2 separate regions of the Homo sapiens genome follow, and region 2 is linked to region 1. Evidence: read pairs that join two places in POLR2A ChIA-PET (ENCODE). Cell type or tissue: Panc1. All regions are shown on one strand. Each heading gives the region's core, and the rest is flanking DNA. Links, peaks and the distances in the headings are about the cores only. Region 1 has its middle 250 kb from the start of OPRM1. Region 2 has its middle 76 kb from the start of OPRM1.

Region 1 (2,921 bases), core at 212-2,711:
AATCTACCCACGTGACAAAGGTCTAACATCCAGAATTTACAAGGAACTTAAATAAATCTACAAGAAAAAAACAACCCCATTGAAAAGTGGACAAAAGATATGAATGGACACTTCTCAAAAGAAGACATTTATGCAACCAAAAGACATATGAAAAAAAGCTCAACATCGCTGATCATCAGAGAAATGCAAATCAAAACGACAATGAGATACCATCTCACACCAGTTAGAATGGCGATCATTAAAAAGTCAGGAAACAATAGATGCTGGCAAGGTTGTGGAGAAATAGGAACGCTTTTACGCTGTTGGTGGAAGTGTAAATTAGTTCAGCCATTGTGGAAGACAGTATGGCAATTCCCCAAGGATCTAGAAGGAAATACCATTTGACCCAGCAATCCTATTATTGGGTATCTACCCAAAGGAATATAAGTCATTCTACTATAAAGACACATGCACCTGTATGTTTATTGCAGCACTATTTACAATAGCAAAGACATGGAACCAACCCAAATGCCCATCAATGAGAGACTGGATAAAGAAAATGTGGTATATATACACACCATGGAATACTATGCAGCCATAAAAAAGAATGAGATCATGTCCTTTACAGGGACATGGATGAAGCTGGAAGCCATCATCCTCAGCAAACTAACACAGGCAACAGAAAACCAAATATTGCCATGTTCTCACTCATAAATGAGATTTGAGCAATGAGAACACATGGACACAGAGAGGGGAATAACAAACACCAGGGCCTGTTGGGGGATGGAGGGTGAGGGGAGTGAACTTAGAGGATGGGTCAGTAGATGCACCAAACCACCATGGAACGTGTATAGCTATGTAACAAAGCTGCACATTCTGCACATGTATCACATTTTTTTTAGAATAAATTTTTCTAAAAAGTCAAAGGAAGAAATGAGCAGTGTCCTTCTTCCCATTCAAGAGTAATGTCTGTCTCTGAGCTTGTTCACTTACTCCACCTGACATTTACAATGAGCCTATCATGGGCCAGCTACTGTGCTGGAGGCAATAGAGAACAGGACCCAACATCCCTGGGCTTGCTGACCATCAGGGAGGAGAAGACACATTAAATTAACTGTGAAGCAGATTAGGAAAGGGAAAGTAAGCAGCTCTGGACACAGAGCAGGGAACACTAACTGTGTTTCCTGTAAAAGTACTCACCAGGGAACTGATGTTAAAACTGAGACCTGAAGGAAGAGTAGGATTTAGTAAGATAAATAGAGAGAGAGAGACCAGAGATCCAGGCAGATGAAAGAGGATGTTCAAAGACATGGAATCAAGAAAAACAGAATGGGCCATTTGAAGACCTGCAATAACTTTAGTACCCTGGAGCCACTGAAGGGAGAGTGGTGGCCAGGCTGCTTCATACTGGTTAAGGATGAGGCTAGAAATGCAAGTACCACACAGATGATTCAGGGCTTACATTTAAAGTCAACTTTTTGAGACTGGAGTAGTTTTTTTAGAGTTATGGGAAGTCATTTAAGTTTCATTCAGGAAGTGACCCTTGGTGATGACTCACACTTTTAAAATGTCATATGTCCAGGAATTGTTTATTGAATGCTAAACAGACCTAAGAGATCAAAACAAATTTCTGGTGCATTTTCTTGAATAGTTCTGTCATCTTTAGTACTGTTCTACAAATTCCATCCCACTTTGCCTCCCTGAATGGTGATCTCTATTTCTATTTATTTATTTATTTATTTATTTATTTATTTATTTATTTTTAGACGGAGTTTTGCTCTTGTTGCCCAGGCTGGAGTGCAACGGCACGATCTCAGCTCACCACAACCTCGGCCTCCCGGGTTCAAGCAATTCTCCTGCCTCAGCCTCCCGAGTAGGATTACAGGCATGCACCACCATGCCCGGCTAATTTTGTATTTTTAGTAGAGATGGGGTTTCTCCATGTTGGTCAGGCTGGTCTCGAACTCCCGACTTAAGGTGATCCTCCCGCTTCGGCCTCCCAAAGTGCTGGGATTACAGGCATGAGCCAGGGCGCCTGGGTGATCTCTGTTTCTTTGATTCAGTGAGGCCTCTTGTGAGACAGCGAGATGGGAGGGGCTCCCAGGCAAAACTGCAACCTGCCTGTGTACTGGAGTGGAGACACAGAAGATCATGCCCTTTGTACCAGGGGAGGAGCCTGACCCCTCCTCTTCTTGTGTGGAACCTGGGATTCAAACAGCAAGGCAAGAAGTGCACAAGCAGGGACTCTGGCCTTGAGGAGAGTCCTTTTCCCTGCCCTGCCTTTTTTTTTTTCCTTTCACCCAATAAAAACCCTGCTTTACTCACCCTTCAAACTGTCTGCGAGCCTAAACTTTCACGACCATGGGACAAGAACCCTGTCTTCAGCTGAACTAAGGAAAAGTCCTGCAACGCTTACTCTGTTCAGAATTTCCTCCCTGCATCCCCACTGGGAAAGTGCCTCCAAGTTCTCCGTGCTTCCCTGCTCTTAGGGATCACAGTCCTGACCTGCTGGTTGTCCGATGTCTAAAAATGGTTGCCACATATATTCTGTAGTTTTCTACTTGTTCATAGTGGAATAGTAAGTCTGGTTCCAGTTACTCCATTGTGGCAGGGAACAGTCTCTGTCTGCTGTTTCTACTTAGATGATATGTGTATTTTGGAGGTTTCAGGGGAGCCATACTCTCTCTCCCCAACTCACTCCTCTGAACCACCAATGGAAGCAACTAGCTCAAAACTGTCTAATAATTTTAGAGGTTTCACCAAAAAAAGCAAATTTATATTAATTGTATTCAGTTTACTGTTGCAGAGAAATGCATGCTATTTTAAACAATAAAAGCAACTACATTATGATCTATTATTATTTACTGCGTGCCAAGTTTTGTGACATTGCGCTTCATACTTTTTTAACTTAATTTCTTACAAAATCCTTATAAAAGAGGGCA
Region 2 (2,921 bases), core at 218-2,717, 180 kb after region 1:
GAGGCCAAGGCGGGCAGATCATGAGATCAGGAGATCGAGACCATCCTGGCTAACACGGTGAAACCCCATCTCTACTAAAAATACAAAAAATTAGCTGGGCGTGGTGGCGGGCACCTGTAGTCCCAGCCACTCGGGAGGCTGAGGCAGGAGAATGGCGAGAACTCGGGAGGCAGAGCTTGCAGTGAGCCAAGATCGCACCACTGCACGCCAGCCTGGGCGACAGAGCAAGATTCCGTCTCAAAAAAAAAAAAGGAAAAAAGAAAAAAAGAAATCTCACACATAGAGCCACAGACCTATGTAGGGAAGAAATTATTTCTTTTGGGAAAATAAAAAGCCAGCTAAACTTCTTCATGCTCTGGGTATTAATTTTTGTTAGAATAAGAGTTTGATCTACTCCAGATGTAATCTTCTGTGATCCAGCAAATATGACAGTTCAGGATTAAGAGACCTTTAATGTTAATTTCATTACTTTTTATGTTGTAATTGAAAGTCACATAAAAATGTACTCTGCTTCCTAGAAACTTTGCCACAGATACACACACACACACACACACACACACACACACACACACACACCACTCATACAAAATGATACAAAATTATGATAAGTATTTGGTTACTTTCATTTTATAGAAATAAATGGTTATTTAAGCATGTAAGAAGTACGTGGTTAAAGTACTTATCCAGAACATTTAATGCATACAAAAGATATTCTATTTACTAAAAAAGATATAATCACAATATTTTTCGAACCTCAATAAAATTCTCAAGTCATCTGAATTTTCTCCTTCTTTTACAGAGGGATGTTTGTCATATTTTATACTGATAAGAGTCTAAGAATTGCTGAGGACAAACCATGTATATTAAAAGTACGGTTGAATACTGTCTTCTAGACTCAGCAAAAAAAGTTCAACTAGTATTGACTCTCTGATATATGACATGTTATCTTGTAATCAGAATAGTAGTTAATATATCAAATAATATGCTGCATTCTATGATGGTAATAAAATGAAATTTCTGTAACTTTATTATTTTGACATATGTATGAATTTTCAATTGTCCATTTAAAACTTTTGAAATATAAATGCTGTGTATTCTAAAGATTTCTTTGTGGCTCATTTTTCTCTTGTTTGAGGGCTTAAGCTCTGCATGTCAGCTACGTACCAAGCAGCTGTTGCTAGGATGTATCTGTTTCCATAGCAATAGATGAACTCTTCAGATACATCTAGAATTCCCCCTCTTTTCTCTATCCCTCAATCCCTTGTCCATCCATATGTAAATCAGTATCCAAATCTCTAACTGCAACAGAATTATTCCAAGTGATAATATCTGTATTTAACATCCGTGTATGTAGTGTTGTCCATTATAGAATTTTTTTCTTTAATCTCTGCATTCTTTTCTCAAGATGTTTATATTGTGTAGAAATTCCTGTGATTTGGAGATTAACACTGTGCCAAGTTGATAAAGATCAAAAACATTTTCTGCCAAGGCACTTTTCAGAAACAGTAATTAATAGGAGAAAACAGCTAGGTGCAAATGGTCTTCCTCTTCCTCTTCCTCTTCCTCTTCTTCTTCTTCTTCTTCTTCTTCCTTCTCCTCTTCCTCTTCCTCTTCCTCTTCCTCTTCTTCTTCTTCTTCTTCTTCTTCTTCTTCTTCTTCTTCTTCTTCTTCTTCTTCTTCCTCTTCTTCTTCTTCTTCTTCTTCTTCTTCCTTCTCCTTCTCCTTCTTCTTCTTCTTCAGCATTCATTATGGAACAAAGAACATGTTACAAAAGTAACAGGCAATATATGCCATGCGGATTTGGGCCAATCCCTTTTGGACTCAAGCCTGAATTTCAAACATCAGTTTAGGTTGACCCTTCTGAAAGATTTCTGGGCTTTCCAAAGTTCTAAAGGTCTTGGTGTGAAGTGTCACCGTTTCTCTGGCTGTGAAGAGAGCTGTGATGTGATTGCCCCCAGTGGACCTAAAATTGTCACTACAGGTCTTCTTACCTTTCTATTTTTTTTTTTTTTTAAGTTTTCATTCAGGAGCTTCAGGCACTGACAACAGTTATTGCAGAAAAAGGAAAGCAGTAGAGCTATCACTAGACACCTGCCACTACGCTAAATAATCCCTGCCAAGTGCTAAACAGACTGTGAACTCAGCAATATCTGGGAACAATAGAAAAAGTAAAGACAGGGACAGATAGAAATCTCTAAAACTAATATTTGAGTTGATTCCTGGAGGCAAAACCTTGTTTTGTGAAAAGAGATTTGACACTGGCTTTTTTACATGACTTTATACTTTCTGAGGGTAAATAACCATGCTTTCTGCTTCATGTTGTGATTCAAATGCAGCCTCTCTCCTGGGCAAGAAGCAACCCTGCTTCCCTAACTATCCATCTTCCCTAGAGGCAGGAAGGAAAGAAACATGATGTTCTTAATCAAACAATGCCCACTTGTGCTCAAGTTGTCTATGACGAAAGAACATATGTTGATTATATAAGTATTAAGTTCATTAACAATTGTTTATCTTATTTTTCATTCAAAATACACAAATTTTATATTATGTCTCTGGCACTGCTTTTATCTATAGAGAAAAGAAATATGAACAATTAAAAATTATCTTACTAATATGTTTTCTTATTAAAAATGTATTATGCTTGTAGTTAACAATACTGTATTGTACACTTAAAATTGTTAGGAGGGTAGATATAACCTTAAGTGTTCCCACAAAATAAAAATTTTTAAAAATCCATTAGAGATACATAATTATATTTTTGATCCATGTATATAAATATATTAGGGATGAAGTTGGGAATTTGAAGCAATATGTTAGTAGAGATTATGTAATCTATTTTTTCTTATCTGTAATTTCTTCAATGTTACTTTTGTAAAGGGAAGTTAAAAAAGTAGCTTTTAAAAAAATACTGCCTTATTTTT

Evidence for each region. Peaks named below come from ENCODE experiments on the same cell type or tissue, not always from the same donor. Only the 100,000 strongest peaks of a DNase experiment are listed, where the experiment ranks them.
Region 2: POLR2A ChIA-PET joins it to region 1 with 6 read pairs; 2 of 35 experiments call an interaction of 5 or more read pairs at or near these places.

What each region holds. Positions count from the first base shown.
Region 1 is chr6:153,785,292-153,788,212 of GRCh38, forward strand. No RefSeq gene overlaps it. Among named protein-coding and RNA genes, the nearest start is that of OPRM1, 250 kb to the right of the region's middle. In Panc1, for the core only: no CTCF peak of the experiment used is centred there; a DNase peak (open chromatin) is centred at 1,528.
Region 2 is chr6:153,961,583-153,964,503 of GRCh38, forward strand. No RefSeq gene overlaps it. Among named protein-coding and RNA genes, the nearest start is that of OPRM1, 76 kb to the right of the region's middle. In Panc1, for the core only: no CTCF peak of the experiment used is centred there; no DNase peak of the experiment used is centred there.